2 separate regions of the Mus musculus genome follow, and region 1 is linked to region 2. A link is a loop called in an ENCODE intact Hi-C map of the cell type or tissue named here. Cell type or tissue: left cerebral cortex. All regions are shown on one strand. Each heading gives the region's core, and the rest is flanking DNA. Links, peaks and the distances in the headings are about the cores only. Region 1 has its middle 24 kb from the start of Gm41402. Region 2 overlaps Acvr1b (activin A receptor, type 1B).

Region 1 (8,324 bases), core at 30-8,029, 120 kb after region 2:
CCGTTTTGTTTGAACACCAGCACCAGGTAAGGGGACTGCAACCTTTACTGCACCCCAAGTCTTGGTCATTACACCATAGCTGCACTTCTACTGCTTCCTTGAGACACTCTTTGTAGACTGATTATGTTTGTACATAAGACTGACGTGAATTTGTAGTGATCCTCCTGCCTCTGCCTCTGCCTCTGCCTCTGCCTCTGCCTCTGCCTCTGCCTCCTCTGCCTCTGCCTCCTCTGCCTCTGCCTCCTCTGCCTCTGCCTCCTCTGCCTCTGCCTCCTCTGCCTCTGCCTCCTCTGCCTCTGCCTCCTCTGCCTCTGCCTCCTCTGCCTCTGCCTCCTCTGCCTCTGCCTCTGCCGTATTGAGGTTATAGTCATGCACAGATCTGACTTCTTGTACTGTCTGCCTCTTCCCCTCTTGCTGCATCCTCTTCTCTGGCCGGACCCGTAGGTGCTCTCTACTAGAATCTGGAGTCTTTTGAGGCCCATCTTGGTGAGTCCACTCTGTTCTTTATTTATTTTCCCAAGACCCTCTCTCTTATTTTTTTTGCAACAGGGTCTCACTATGCTGCTCAGGTTGGTCTCAAGCTCTAGGACTTAAGCAATCCTCCTGCCTCTGTCTCTGGAGTAGCTGGGGTTACAGACACACACTACCTATTTAGGCTCTTCTCTGTTACCCTTCAATATTTTGCAAAGGCTTCTGGGAAATGACTGACAGCTGAAGTTGACTCAGGATCAGCTGTTTTCTTGTCGTTGTACTTTGAAGCTGATTCAGGATCAGCTGTTTTCTTGGTGTTGTACTATTGTAGATGAGAGCGGGGCTAGAGCTGGTCCAAGTGAGCAACGTATGCAGGGCCTGGAGGGCTCTGTTGTGGCCCAGGGAGCACATTGGCACTACGACACCACAGTCCCACGGTCCCATGGCACCACAGCACCTCAGAACCACAGTACCATGGCACCACAGCTCTGGTAGGGTTGGGTTCAACCTCTTGGGCTTTGCTAAGCCCCTCCCCTCTGAGGCTGGAGGAGGGAGCAGAGGGCCGGGTTAGAAGGGAGGAGGCTGAGCAGGAGGCACAATCCACTACATTACTAGTTGACTTAAGTACAACCAGATGTACTGAGACTTTCCGATCAGGCCCAGCCCCAGAGGGCAAAGCAGGGGCAAGGGACCTTCCATGCAAACTGGTTTTCTAATTCCCCACCCTGTCCTGGGTTTGTAAACTTTGTAAGAGAGGAGAGACTTCCTGTAGGTCTCCAGGGACTGGCCTGTTAAGAGGGTGTGGGTCCTGCAGGGGTGGGTCCTGCCTTTGAATGGACAAGGGTGGGGGTGGGGTGGGGGCAGGGGGTGGACGGCGTGGGGGATGGGAGGTAGGGGTGGGGGAGTGAGTGAGAGGGACGCTCATGAAAGCAGAGATCTGGCTCAGTGTGTAGAACCTTCCAGAGAAAAGACCTTAGAGGAGGACTGGTTTGGAGTTACTGACCCAATCGCAGGATCCCACAAGCTCAGCTGAGTTGGGTTCTGAAGGTTGAATAGGAGTAGGGAAATGAGATTCTCGGCTCAGATTTGGAAGTATTCAAATAGCGTGGATGCGACTGAGTTCTGTGGGACTAGAGATAAAAAGTGGGGTCAATTCAAGTGGCTGGTGCAAAGGCTGTGCTGTAGGATGGGGGTGGGGGACCTCTGTTTACATAGCAACAGCTGTACTCAAGTAAATTGAGGATTCTGAGTGTGGGGTGCTGGAGTCCCTCTGAGTTAGGCATGTGGAGGTGAAATAGGGACACCTCTCCAATGGCCCAACCTAGAGGCTATAGGAAAGTAGAGTGCATTTTCTAATTCCCAGATATTCCCAGAAACTCTCAGGCTGGCTGAGGGGGTGCTGGCCCCCACCCAGCCTGAAGCAGGAGTGTGTGTTGGGGTGGGGAGAGCACTGGTGAAAGTTTAAAAACAGCAGTGGGGTAAGGCATGGGTGGGAGGGTCTGGGATGGCGGGTGGGTCACGGGTAGGAGAGTTTTGGCAATGGAGGAGACTTTGCCAGCTGGGCCTTGATGGCTGAACCTCAAATCCCAAAAGGCTGGCACTTAGATTTGTAGCCAGGGCAGCCTGAGACCAGCCAGTGGCAAGTTCCGACTGCGGCTGGTGGGGTGTGGTGTCCTCTGGGCATATTCCCTGTCCTTTGGGGCAGGACATGCTTCCTTCCTTTCCTGCCCATGGTGACTCCTAAGGGGCCAGCAGAAGAGCACTGAGAAAGGGAACTCCCGCCCGCCCTTTCCTCTTCCTCCTTTCCATTTCTTTCTGCTTCCTCTGTCCACCCATGCTTCCCTGGGGCCCTTTATTTCTTTCCTTGCCCCACCTGCTCCTGGATTCTCTGGGTCTGGCTCCTTCTGCCGCCCTGAGTCCTGCTCCCTCCCTCTAAAGGCCTTCCAGTGGGTGGGAGGCATCCTGTGTGGTTTTGGAAAGTACTTGACACCCATCTCTGGGCCAAGAGGTACCCCACCCTCTCCTAGATATACGTGCACACAGACTCACACGCAGTTGTTAGCATCTAGCCACATACCAAGGGGAGCCCCTTCTCCTGGGGTGGGTGGCAGTACTCCATGCAGTTAGTGATGGAAACCAAGTGGCTGCAAAGGGTGGCGGGTTGGAAGAGCGATGCATTAGCCATCTTTACCACTATTATTATCCAATCCATTGTGGGCACTTGACCTGCCCTGGGAGGCTCCCGGTGACCTCAGCAGGGGCCTTTCGGGGCACAGATCCCTTGCCTGAGGGCAGATAGGAGAGGGGTCAAGCAGGAGCCCTCAGAGATTAGCCCCCCAGAAAGGCCAAGAATGGAGATATGATGAAAGGCCATTTGCCAAGACTGAGTGTGTGTCAGCTTCAAGGTGATGTATTAACAGGACCATAATTAGCTCAGGGAAGGAAAGTGATACTTCATTGCCTGGGCGCTGGACAGGGGGTAAGTGAAGGAGGGAAGCGACTAGGCTCCCCTCACCTGCTAACCAGAGCCCTTACTGTGACCCACAGCCACCTGAGAATCAGGACCACCTGATACTGGGCTGGCCTGTGGCGCCTCAGGAAGGCTTCAGCGGCACGCTGAGCATCCCCGATGAGGCATGAGCAAGCTCTCCTCTCATCCTGGCCCTGGAAGGCTTTTGTCTCTAGGCAGACACTAACATTCCTTCAAGCTGGATGCCTCAGAAGGCACCACCTCATCTTAGAACTCGGTACAGTCAGGTCCTAGGGCCACCCATCAGCAAGGCTAGCCAGCCTTGGCATCCTGGCACAATTCCGGATGACAGGGGTGTCTCTGCTCGGCTCCAGTGGACTTGGCCTTCAAGGGAGCCGGCAAGGACTGGGAGTACAGAGAAAAGGGGTGCAGGGGCTCTAGGTCAGGCTTTTCTCAGTGCTCCCAATTAAGTCTCTTCTCTCTGGCCTCGGATGTCATAACAGTGAAGAAAGACCACATTTAATCAGTTTCTTGTTTTGTCACAAGTTTCTTGTTTTGTCTCTGCTCTGCTAAGATGGCAACTGTAGCTGTTTGCACCCTCTATGAATACAATCCTGGGGGTCTGGCCCAGCACTCCTGAGTCTTGGCGCATCCCTGATTTGTGTCAGGGTGTGTGGGTGTGTAAGAACGGGAAGGTGGTTTATAAACAGGAAAATTCTGGGGCCAGAAGTCTCCCCGCCCCCTTGATGAATTTCAGAACTTTATTGCTGGTCTTATTTCCATATTTAGACTATGAAAAAGAAAAGACAAAAAGGATGATTGGCGGCCTGTGCCTTCCTCTTCCCTGCCAATCTACAGAGCTGTCTGGGTCTGTGGGATCCGGAAACATAATCACAAGTGAAGAGTCTTTAGAATTCTGCCAGACTTGGAGGTCAGAGGCCTGTTCTGCAGGTTAGAGGAAGCCCCTCCAGCGTGAGTCCTGTCCTACGGATGCTCTTGCTGAACTACCACCCGGAAGGAAAGGAAGTCCCAGAAAGGGTGGCGGCAGAGCCTCGAAGTACGACCTATGGGTGGGAAATGCTGGTCACAGAACCTCTTGACGCTCTGGGCTCCTCCAGAACCTCCACCATAAGCATCGCGCCTGTGCCATGGCCTCCTAAGGCGGAGGGAGTCTTGACCTTTATCACCACCGAAGCTCTGAGACGCCTGCTTAAAACGGTGCCAACTCTAGACTGGGAGCGATTCAATGCAAATTCCTCTGGTCACCTGTAAGTCCCCTTATACGTATACTGGCTGGGGCTCCTTATACGTAGGTGCCAGTGGGCTCAGGGTGACTGTAGTCTCTTTGGGCAAGCTCTCCAGTGTGATTGTCCCACCACCTAGTCCACTGCTTTGATAGTGCGCGCGTGCGCGCACACACACACACACACACACACACACACTGTTCTGTGGCACCTGTGCAGAGACAGTGCCCTCATCTGGCTATGCACCCTGCCAGGGGCATCCTGCACGCTGTAGTTGCTCTGCGCGCCCAGGGCGGGGACGTAGGCCAGAGTCCACAGGCGTCCTAGGAGAGGTGGTCTTGGCCAGGCAGCGGACGGGGCGGGTCTGGCCAGCCGCCTTCCCCTTTGCCCTTCGACCCAGGAAGCGGCTCACAGCCAGCGGCCACTCAGGGCAGCCAGGAGCTCAGTCCTGGCCTCGGCGCCCGCCCGGCCTCCCCAGTCTCCCCGCCTCCAGGCCGGCCTCCAAGCCCAGCGCAACTTCCCGCTCCGACGGCAGGGGAGGCGGGAGCGGGCGAGCGGCCTGAGAGTGGTGCAAGGACACGCTCGCACCGAGGGTCATTTGCTCTTTTTCCCCCGGGTGGCTAATTTATTTTCGAGCCCGGGGAGGGAGAGGCGGGGCGGCGAGGCTGCCGCGAGGGGCCGGGCGAGCGGGGCGGGGGCGGGGCGCTGGGAGGGGCGGGGCGCGGGCCCGGAGGGAGGGCGCTGGGGGCGGGCGAGGGGAGGCGGGGTGGGGGTCCTGCCTGCGGGGGGAGCCTGGGCCGCCCCTTGTCCGGCCACCCCCACTGCCCAGTCCCGCTCCCGGCCGCGGCGGCCGCAGCAGCCGCAGCAGCAGCGGCCCCAGGATGGTGAGCGCCGCTGACCCCCAGCCCTGGCCCGTCGCCCCCGGCCCGCGCTTCCGCCCCGGTCCCTGGGCCGGACGCCCCCCCAGGCCGCGCACACTCACCTAGGACCCGGCCGGGATGCCGAGGTACGCGTCGCAGGCCAGGGAGGGGGTAGGCGCGGGAGCGCGCGGGCCGGCCGGGGGTCAGGGGGTGGCGACTGTGCGGTCCGATGTCCAGAGCTTTGTCCGCGGGCGCGGGGCCGTGCGAGGCCCAGGGAGGGCGGGGGCTGAGGGGCCGGGGCTCCAACTAGGCGGAGGTCGGAGGGCAAGGCCGGGAGAGACCTGAGAGGGTGCGTGGGAGCCCAGGGTCATTTCCCCGGAGGAAGGGGGGCGACCAGTTGAGATCGCCCCTCGGTCGCCGACGGGAACCCGCTTTACCGCCCACTCTGGAGCTGAGGAGGTGGTGTTAGCGAGCGGCGGACTCTGGGGAGTCTGTGGGCTTGGGGAGAGGGAGCTAGGATTTGCGGGTTCGGGTCCCAGAAGGGTCCGGCGGCCTGAGCCCGAGGGCCGGCCCGCAGGCCCCTCCCACTCCGTCAGGTCTTTGTCCAGCGGCCCCTGTGTGTGCGGGAGGGGGTGGGGGCTGGGTTACTGGCCTGGAGATTCCCCAGCATCGTGACGGGGCAGTGACAGGAGACTGAGGCCATTTCGGTCCCTGCGCCCCTAACGCACACGCCCTTCGTTTCTCCTCAGGCTGGGACAGTAGTCCCAGCTCAGAGTTGGGGTATTGCACGAAACTGCGCTTACTTTCACCAGTGGACCATTGGTTACCCGGAGCCCCTCGGAGTTCCCAGCTCTTGCGAAAACCCCTTAAACTTCCCTACTCCTAGAGCCTTATGGTCTATGCAGAGATTCCCACTTCCAGACTCTTGTTAGAGGGTCCTCTGTAGATTGTTGGGCACACAGTAAGAGCTTAATATATGTTGGCTTCCTCCCGGACCTCTCCGGTCTAGTGGTTCCCGCTGGCGGAGGGCCTGTGAACGTTAAACGCCGGGGAGAGCGAGAGCAGCCTGGAGCCTGCGCCCCGCTGAGGCCCGGAGTGCAGGGGTGGGTGGGCGGGTGGGTGGGCTGTTAAAGGGACGGTCACTAAATCAGGATTAGGCCGTGGGGCTGTCAGGCTGCCGGCCCTGTCTCCATGGATACCTAATTTGGAGGAGAATAGAGGACGGAAGAATGTTTGTGTTGTCCGCACTGGCAGTAGAGGCTGAGCGGGCTCCTGCTTTCAGCCCAGTAGCTAGAAGTGGGGATCTGCTCGCTTTCCCACTTTAGGTTTACAGTTTGGGAGCTTCTCGGTTCCCGGGGTTTGACACCTCCCCTAGAGCCACCCAGTATTTGGAGTGGGCCTGGAGATACTGCAGTCCAAAGACCTCTGACTGTACGGGGTAGTTTTGAACCCTGCCAGAATCCCATCCAAAACCCCTGAGCATCCTTCCGGAACCTCCCGTCACCCCAGTATCCCTAGGCAGGGCGCGAACGTCCTTCTCTGGGTTTTAGTCCTGCCCCCCCCCCTGGGACAGCCGTAACAGGGTGCAAGGGGGTGCCGGTCTGCAGTGCTCCAGGATCCGAGAGCGGGTTTTCGACCACCCTGAGCTGTGGGCAGGGGGGCGGGGCGGGACTTTCTCCAGTCGCCCGAAGAAAGGGGAGGATCTTGCTTGGATGGCCCGGGAGGACTGTGTGACAGGCCTCGTAAATCGCCCTTACCCACATTTAGCACCATTTCATTTCTTTCTACTTGATTCCATTGGTGCCCGCAGCATCCAGAGGCGACCCTCACGCCCTTACTATACAGTCTTCTGAGGGAAGCCCCTTTGGGCCAATGGGAGTTTAGTTGAAAGGCAGGATTGGAGTTGCTCCTTCTCAGTGTCCCTAGGAGTAGGAGAGGGGCTGGATGACCAGGGATGCCGTGGACCTCCAAGGACTTGCATGTTCTTTGGCTCTGGAGAGGACAGTGGTCAGGATGAGGGTCACCTAGTCAGACAATTCCAGTACCCAGCCAGATCAAGGCAGCAGAATGGAAAGCAAGAGAGAGGAACCCAGACTCCAGTGTGGTATTCCAGAGTCCGTTCCTGCCTCTCTCCTGGTCATCCATGGCCACAGCTTTTCATGGACCAAGAGTCCCTCCCCTCCCCTGCCTGGCTGCAGCTTTATTGCTGAATCTCAGGCTCTCCACGCAATTTCACGCCTCTCTGCCTTTGCTCCTGCTGTTCCTTCGGCCAAATGCCTTCTCCATTGTCCTGGTCTTGCCACAACCTCCTCATTCTTCAAGGCCCGGCTAGGATGCCACATATCCCCCTGGGTAGCCTCCCCCAGAGTCCCCAGCTTTACCATTTGCCCCTCCCTCCACGGTCTCCTAGTGCTGCACCTGTATCTTTTTTCCGTTGTGGCTGGGTCCATATTAGGCTCTGGCTCCAGGAGGCCAGGGTATATACACTTGCGCCTGCCTCACAGTTACTTTGTACCGTTTGGGTGCCCATAAATGTTGGTTGGGTGACGAGAAGGAGCTTTGTGAAGACTTTGACCTGGTGGTCTGCAAAACCTGGAATCCGGTCACTTTGGGCAAGAAGCTCTGCCCTCCTGGGTTTTGGAGCCCCCTGAGTGGCTCAGCTCCTCCTTTCTTTCTCTCCTCCTCCTTAGTGACCCTCCCCACCCCCCAAGTCCAGGGAGGACTTTGCTCCTTTCCTTCTCCACAGACCTTCATCCTCCCCCTTGCCATTATCATCCTGTTAAACAGAGAGGCCAGTCAGGACCCATATGGATCACATTAACAATTGCTTATTATCTGGCTGAGACACCCCCAACTCCCCACCACTAGTTCCTACTACAGCAGCTCTGGATCCTGAGGAGCCTCCCCCCACCCCCCACCCCACTGGTCATGAAGGAGGTCAGGGGACAGGTTGGTTGGCTGCCCCCTCCTTCCCTGACCCCTCCAGCAGGATTTTGCCTCTTCTTGCCTTGGCGCTTAATGACTTCGTCACCTTATTTAATGAAAAACAGGCTCCACAGGAGGATGGCTCAGGAAGGTCCCAGGGCTACATACTGGAAGGTGGCCAAGGCCTGGCATACCTTTGGTCTGTTGCCTTGATAGCTCCTGCCACCAGCGGGCAGAAGTCAGAGGAAAGGGTGAGCCATAGTCACCTGCAGTCTTAGTAATGGTTGACACTGCTGTCTCCTGGGAACTAGAGGGTTAGGAAGATAGAGAGATTCTCCAAACTGTGTGACACCG
Region 2 (8,324 bases), core at 166-8,165:
CCAAGCCTTCATCTATGGCTCTTCCTAGGGGAGGGCTAATGACAGCCAATGAGGAAAGCCAACCCAGTTAGGGGCTCTGTTCCTCACACGAAACTACCATTCCCAGCGTTTGTTCCCAACTGCCTCAGTGAGGAGGACATGGGGATGGACAGGCCTTTTGTCTCAAGCTTCCTGCTCCCTGGCTGAGTTCGATACTCACCTTGAGTGCCCACAATCTCCATATGCAGGTGTGCCAAACCACTGGCTGCAGACAAGGCTAGCTTAATCATTCCCTCAATGGTCACTGTGTAGCGGTTCAGATAATCAAACAGTGAGCCATGCTCGTGATAGTCAGAGACAAGCCACAGCTGGGTCCAGGTGCCATTATCTGCAGAGAACACAGACAAGGGCCACATAGAAGGAACACTATGCAATAAGGAAGAAGGTATGTGCTACACACAGTGCCACTTCCTGCCTCCACATCTCTGGCAGCCTCCAGGGAGGACAGAGAGCACCTCTCTCTCAGGCTTACTCCCTTACCCAGGTGTGTGTGGTGGTTTGCTTGAGATGCTCCTCCACAACTGTCTTGGGCCTTTGACTGCCTGACCCTCAGTGGGTGGCTCTTTGGAAAGCCTAGGAGGTAGGGTCTTGCTAAACAAAGTATATCACTGGGGCACTCTTTGGGGTTTCAGAGGTCACAAGCCATCCTTCTGCTTGTAGCTCAAGATAGGAGCTCTCAGCTCCTGGCCCTGTTTCAGCATCACAGGCTGTGACCATCTGGACCACGAGCACAGAGCAAACCGCTCTGGAAGTCACTCAGGCCGTGGTGTCTTTATTATTATTAGTAGTAGTAGTGTTATGTGTTATTGCCATTATTTGTGTTATTTTGTTTTTTAAGTTTTATTTATTTTATGTATGAATGCTCTATCTGCATGCACACCTATATGCCAGAAGAGGGCATCAGATCCCATTACAGGTGGTTGTGAGCCACCATGGAGTTGCTGGGAACTGAACTCAGGACCTCTAGAAGAGAAGCCAGTGTTCTTAACCACTGAGCCATCTCTTCAGCCCTGTTTTTGTTTTTTGTTTGTTTTTGAGACAGGGTTTCTCTGTGTAGCTCTATAGACCAGGCTGGCCTTGAACTCAGAGATCCACCTGCCTCTGCCTTCTCTGTGCTGGGATTAAAGGCGTGCGCCACTTGGCTGTGGGGTCTTATTAGAGAGACAAGCAAGTAGCCCAGTCAGTGAGGAAGATGCTCAGCAGCGCCACTTTATCGCCAAGTCTGGAATGTGCAGGTTCAGTTTGTTACCGATTGATGGCTTGCTTCCTCGCTCTGACAGGAGGCTCTCCGTGCTCCACCCACTGCTGCCCAGGAGGAGAGCCCGCTCTTGCCTGCACTCCTCCCTCGATCATGACCCAGTGCAGCACCTGTCTCACTGGAAATGTCTCCTTCCACTTGGTGTCCATTCTCAGGCCAAGGGCCATGATGAGAGCAGAAGGATCCCATTTGTGCATCCCTGTTGCAGAGCCAGGAATGCTCTGAGCACTCCCACAAAGGCCATCTTGCCCTTCAGGAAAGCAGTGGAAGGCAGGGAGCTTGCTGACCCCTCTCTTTCACTTTGGGGTGGCAGGACGGAGGACAGGGAGAGGAGAAAGCAACACTGATCAATCTGGCTAAGCTTGCTGCTGTTGCTAGGAAGATTAGAAACTGGGCTGAAAGCTTCCAAATTCTAGGCTGGTGCTAATCCCAGGGCCTCACACTGGCTATATCATGGTAACAAGGCAAGAACAAAGGGGTCTGACTCCCTCCTTTCCTGGCCCTAACTCAGATCCCAACTCATACAAGCTTCCAGAATCAATAAAGGCTGGCTGCTAGAAATGTCTCAACCTTGTCAGCTCTGACCCCAAAGAGGGCCATATTCTAACCAGTAACTCCTTTCTGAGGAGGCCATGACCTGCCATAGGACAGTTGGAGCCTTTTAATGACTCTAAGACGTCTGGGATAGCAGCAGCTCCTCAGAGGGCTGAGACCGTCTCTTCTTCCCCTGCACTAACACCCAGGGCTCTTCAGCTGTTGGGCAGCCAGGGACCTGCAGCCCCGCAGCACTCTGAAGAACACGCTCAGCTGGCATTCCCCATACATCTGTGGACACTAGCCTCTAGTCATTGTGCTGCAGAGGGAAGTGTGTCACAACTGCCAGACACTTCTAAAACACAACTCAGTGCCCTCATAATTTCTGTGTTCCAGGGGTACCAAATGCCAGGTGTGTGTGTATGGTGTGTCTTTGTAGGGCTATGTGTACATTCATGCAAGTACCAGCAGATGCCAAAAGAGGGCATGATATCCCCTGGAACTAGAATTACAGGCCACACAACATAGTATGTGTTAACACACACACACACACACACACACACACACACACACACACACACACATACACACACACGGGCATGGGCACGCACAAAAGTCCAGCATAACCTTGTCTCTGTCTACCCCTCCCCTGCTTCTCCCATGTATATAAAAGGCTGAGACAGAGAGACTGTACATTTGTGGCTAGGCTGTCCTATATGTCTAGTCTGCCTTATGACAAAGGAGAAAAAACGAGGTGGGGGGGGAGGAAAGGGGATAGAAAAGAGAGGGGATAGAGGGGGGAGGAGAGAGGAGAGAGGAGGGAGGAGAGAGGAGAGAGGGGGGGAGGAGAGGGGATAGAGGAGGGAGGAGAGGGGATAGAGGGGGAGGAGAGGAGATAAGAGGAGGGAGGAGAGGGGATAGAGAGGGAAAGGAGAGGGGATAGAGAGGGGAAGGAGAGGGGATAGAGAGGGGAAGGAGAGGGGATAGAGAGGGGAAGGAGAGGGGATAGAGGAGGGGGAGGACCGGCAGCAGAAGCTCTGGGGCTCTAGGTATAAAACAGACCGAAACCAGTCTCATAGCTATGAGGTGACACTGAAAGGCCAGTGTCTGCTTATGGTGGCTTCCCTACGACAGTGTGTGTAACGCTTGTGCTGTGTTGTAGACCGTGTATGTGTCTCTGCCACCTGCCCAGGCAGGTGAGAACGTAATTCCTATTGTAGCAGTTTTCAAAACAAACACACGGGAGTCCCAATGGGGGCCATGCTGGGTGCAGATCGGAGAGCAAATCAAGGGATAGAGGAAGAAAAGCCTGTGGGGCATGGGAGGCCTTCTTAGCTACGCAATAACCCAGGTTCCGTGTGAGCATCTTGGCATAAAATGCTCCACATTTAAAGTGGGTTTAGAACTATGGTCTTATTCAGACCTGCTGTGTGCAGCAGAGCAGAGCAGCCAGGCCTCTCTAGCGCCAACAAGTGGCCACTGACTTTGGGACACAGTACCTTTATTGTCAGCAGCAATAAAGCCAAGGATGTTTTCATGGCGCAGCATGACGGTCTGGTAGATCTCTGCTTCACGGAACCAAGACCGTTCTTCACGAGAAGAGAAGATTTTCACAGCCACGTCACCACCCCTCCAGCGACCACGCCATACTTCCCCGAACCGGCCCTTGCCGATAATCTCTTGTAAAACAATGGTTCGGGCCACTGTGCGCTGGACAAAAAGGGGTAACCCTGTAGGCCAAAGAATAGAGAAAAATCTGACACTGCAATTTTGCCAAACTCTGGGCCTGCCACACAATATACACCCCCAGAAAGGCCCTCCACCAGGTGTCTCTCCACTCTCCCTGGCCCAATAGCCACAGGATGCTATAGCAAGGCAGGAGCCATGCTAGGTGGTTTACCAGCAGGCTAAGCACAAGTCAGCACAGAAAAACACATGCTAGCTGCCCTTAGCCAGGACTTCCCCTCCAGGCTATACGGATGAAAGACTACATGTAAATCTTTGACTAGAGTTACCAACTCACTGATGGCTGCTTTATTCTGGTGTAACAGGAAGAATGTAGCAGACTCCTGAGTTGGGCACTGCCTTCTGGCCACCCTGCTCACTAGCCACTAGAGGGCGATGCTGTGTGGCCAACAAAGCAGACCTATGGTGGAAGCACACAGGGTACGTAGCTCTGCAGAGGAAGAGCAGGAAGCTCCAGTGTAGACTGGGGACTACCCACACTAATTCATGACTCAGTTTACTGCCTTGTAGGGCTCATCATTGCTTCATTTGACTCATCTGATGTCTATCTCTCCTTCTATCCAATCCCCTTATCTATCATGACTGACTTCCATTCTCTCACTGGACCAAATAACAGCTGTTAGTAACCCTAGGTTTGCTGGATTTACTGTGTGCTTAACATGCACGTGTGTCTCCGCCAGGGCTTTACAGAAATTCCATCCTGCCCTGTCCCACTCTGCCCTCCTCCTAAAGGCGCCCGCCCGCCTGCTCTCCGGGCTCATCTCAGCCTGCTCTTGGCCCCGTGCAGCCACATCCAGCCCTGCTTCACCCCATCCTTTCTAGTAAGACACTGGCAGGCCAGTGGACCCATCCTCCACACCACTGCCAACACTGTCCACAGGGGAAAATGACCATGCGTCTGTCCGTGTAAGAACCTTCAGTCACACTCCGACCTGTGAGATAGTGTGGCCCCCAGAGTCTCTGACACCTGGCCAGCCTGCCTCCGCCCCCTCCAGACACGCCATGCCAGTCTCCTTATGAGTTTTTAAACAAACTGAACCTTCACAGCTTTCTGCTCTCTGCATTCAAAGCCTGCCCTGTGGCCTGGAACGCCCCTGCTGCTTACCTCACTTACAACCTCAACCTGTTCTTCAAGACTCCTCTATGTGTGCACGCTGTACAACCATTCCAACAACCATGCCAGCCCGTCTGAGCAGGCTAGCTCCTTCCCAGTCTTTGTTTCTAGGGGATGTTCAGTACTCATCTGTTAATAAGGCCCAGAGTTACATACATAACATGAGCTTAATGCTTTAAAGATAACATTATTTAAAAACCCAATACCTAGACTAGAGAGATGGGTCAGTGGTTAGGAACACACACTGGACAGGGCATGGCGATGCACACTGTTAATCACATGCTCAGAAAGCAAAGGCAGGTGGATTTCTATGAGTTTCATGCTAATCTAATCTACATAGTAAGTTCTAAGACAGCCAAGGTTACATAGTGAGATCTTGTCAAAAAAGCAAGCAAGCAAGTAAGCAAGCAAACAAACAAGCATGCCCAACTGCTCTTCCAGAAGATCCAAGCTCAGCTCCCAGCACCTACATCACATGGTTCACAAAGTCCAGCTTCAGTGGATCTGGCATCTCTGGCCTCTAAGGGCACCTACTCAGCTACACATACCTGCTCACCCCCTGCCCCCATAATTAAACAAATAAGACAATACTTGGGAGCTCTGTGCACTCTGTACCAAAATGGACTGAATTACCCACAGAAAACTGTCATTAAACAAAGTATCTACCAAGGCTCAGATGGTCTGAAACATCTGGAAATTCCCAGGACAGTAAGACCACCTCTCTCAGGCTCTTTCAACCACTGTCTGACCTTTGTTGGGAAAGCATATGCTGGATATTTTCTAGGTTTCTAAAAATGTGCAGCTTTTAAATATATTCATGTTGGTGCACTCTACTGCCGAGCTTCATAAAGCCAAAATGATGGATATGATATGTCAGAGCTCACAGGACTCCCTGAGTTCCAGGAGGGCATCTGGCCATGACTGATGGTACAACTTCCTTGTGTAACCACAGTCTAACCCATGGCGGGGAAACAAAGTCACACACAGTGAGACCTGTGTGTTCACATGTGTGTTCACCTGTGCTCACATGTGTGTTCACCTGTGCTCACGTGTACTCACCTGTGCTCACATGTGTGCTCACCTGTGTGTTCACCTGTGCTCACGTGTGCGCTCACCTGTGCTCACATGTGTGTTCACCTGTGTGCTCACCTGTGTGCTCACCTGTGCTCACATGTGTGCTCACGTGTACTCACCTGTGCTCACATGTGTGCTCACCTGTGTGTTCACCTGTGCTCACGTGTGCTCACATGTGTGCTCACCTGTGTGCTCACCTGTGCTCACCTGTGTGCTCACCTGTGCTCACCTGTGTGCTCACCTGTGCTCACCTGTGTGCTCACCTGTGCTCACGTGTGTGCTCACCTGTGCTCACATGTGCGTTCACCTGTGTTCACATGTGTGCTCACCTGTGCTCACATGTGTGCTCACCTGTGCTCACATGGCAGCACTGACCTCTTTAACTATTTCTTTTATGTTCCAGATCAGAATAGCTCTAAAGTGATCATTAATCTTCAGTTCAGCAACTGCAGCAACAACAACAGCAACAACAGCAGCAACAGCAACAACAGTAACAGCAACAACAACAGCAACAGTAACAGCAGCAGCAACAGCAGCAAGAGCAGCAACAGTAACAGCAACAACAGCAGCAGCAGCAGCAGCAGCAGCAGCAGCAGCAGCAGCAGCAGTAACAGCAACAGCAACAGCAACAGCAACAGCAACAGCAACAACAGCAACAGTAGCAGCAACAGCAGCAGCAAGTCTTTGGGACACATCACAGACAAGTTTTTGAGACAGGATTGACAATGTAGTCCTGGTAGGCCCGATACTTGCTAGGTAGCCTGTACTGGCCTTGAACTTGAGACAATTCTCCTGCCTCAGCCTTCCAAGTACTACTGCTGGGATTATGGATGATTTCAGCCATATTCTACCACACGCAGAAATTTAATATGCTTCTGGTTTTGTCAGCTGAGCTATTTCCTGAGATGTGAGCAACCTACTAAGTTCTCTCCACCCTGAGCTGTGGTGTCCTGTCAGACTGTGCTCACCCCAATGCTCATGTAAGAAAGCCTTGCAGAACAGGAAGTGGAGACCAAGCTACGCTGGAAGCCCAAGCTGCCTTTCTGATAACCCTCCCCGAAGCCTGTGGCAGTGGGGCAAAGTCAATGATTCACCAAATCCCCAGTCTGAGCTTCACTCAGTGTCCTCAAACACCCCTCGTGGCTGCTCAGGGATCAATGGTTAGCTGTCAGCGCCTCACAGGAATCCGGCACACTCCTGTTTCTCAAAAGGGGCCCTTAAAGTGAGCACACCAGCACTCAGGTGGAACCAGCTCAAGTTTCACAGGCACACAGCTCCAAAGCTGGAGCGAGGCAGGGCTTTAGTAATAGAAAGTTTTGCACCTGACCTCTGGAATCTCAGGGCATGAAGCGTTTTTGGTGAGGCCATCATCGTATCTTATTACATGTCAGATTCCAGATGATGAGAATTATGAAACCAAATGACTCAACACAGCAGGGCCCCGGCCTTCCTCATAAACACAGCCTCCTGCTGGAAACCAGTGGTGAGGGCCAACACACACAGTGCCTGGAGAACCTGGTACCTGAGCCAGACCCTGACGTGGAGAGGTCGTAGACGAGATCCTGGAGCGTCTTGTCTTTGGAGAGACACATCTCGCAAGAGGGGTCCTCCATGTCCAACCTCTGGCGGTTATGGTAGACACGCTGGTGATAGTTGATGACCAGGAAGACGATGATAATGATAAGGAAGAGGAGGAAGACGGGGCCGGCGATGATGCCGACCAGCTCCACAGGGCCCCACATGGAGGGGTGCGCAGGCTCCTTGAGGTGTCCTGGGAAGATGAGCAAGGATGGAACAAACAGTGAAAACAAGACACGGCTGGATCCAACCCACCCCGTAACTGGACCACCCATGAATGACCCTCACTTGTGGGTCTCCACTTGTGGGAGACCACTTCCTCTGGTCTCCCTGGGTTAGCCCGTGCCTTGATTCTCTCTAATACTACCTTTCTCTCGGTGAAGCACCCCTACAACTGTGGAACCAAACCCACTCTGGAAGCTCACAGCACACCAGAGTAGCAAGCTTGGCCCAATATCTCTCAGTCTTTCCCTAGAAAGATCTGACAAATGGCAAGGGGGGGGGGCTGTCTGAGGTGGTGTCTGACACTGCTCCACTGAAATCACCTCCCTTTCAAATTTCAGCCTTCTTCACGATGTTTACCCTGTCCCCAGAGCAGATGTCTCGGCTGCTGATGGCCTCGACCCCACAAGTAGCTGGGAGCTCTGCTCTTCTCACCTTCTGAGCAACAAGCCTGCCTAGAAAGGAGGCTGATCCTCTGTCATGACCTCAGAGAGCAACTAAACCTACTGTCAGCTATCCCTGAGCTGAGGGCTGGGAAGAGCAGACAAGAACGAAAGGACAAGATGCCCTTCCTCCACGGTGAGGCAACAGCACAAGAACTCACTCACCGCTGGGGACCCTGAGGTCAATCTTGTTGCAGAAGTCAATATAGCAGCAGTGTGTGTTGCGCAGATCCTCTGAACTCAGGCAGTAGAAGGGCTTTCCAGCAGGAACCAGCTCCACCTTGGGGATGCAGGTACGTACATGGTGCTCCACGCC

Evidence for each region. A loop is a pair of places that touch in the nucleus more often than their neighbours do. Peaks named below come from ENCODE experiments on the same cell type or tissue, not always from the same donor. Only the 100,000 strongest peaks of a DNase experiment are listed, where the experiment ranks them.
Region 1: a loop joins it to region 2, with 4 times the contacts of the local background. A loop is called at or near these places in 2 of 42 quality-filtered maps.

What each region holds. Positions count from the first base shown.
Region 1 is chr15:101,075,190-101,083,513 of GRCm38, reverse strand. It overlaps a transcript of Fignl2 not described here. Among named protein-coding and RNA genes, the nearest start is that of Gm41402, 24 kb to the left of the region's middle. In left cerebral cortex, for the core only: CTCF peaks have their summits at 4,491 and 4,695; DNase peaks (open chromatin) are centred at 4,637 and 6,223; H3K4me3 peaks cover 2,446 bases; H3K27ac peaks cover 1,146 bases.
Region 2 is chr15:101,194,021-101,202,344 of GRCm38, reverse strand. It overlaps Acvr1b (activin A receptor, type 1B), which reads right to left. Exons shown (of 9, transcript NM_007395.4): 2 at 8,174-8,324; 3 at 7,288-7,536; 4 at 3,331-3,561; 5 at 200-367. Among named protein-coding and RNA genes, the nearest start is that of Mir6962, 4.3 kb to the right of the region's middle. In left cerebral cortex, for the core only: CTCF peaks have their summits at 941 (motif pointing right), 3,301 and 3,939 (motif pointing right); a DNase peak (open chromatin) is centred at 3,958.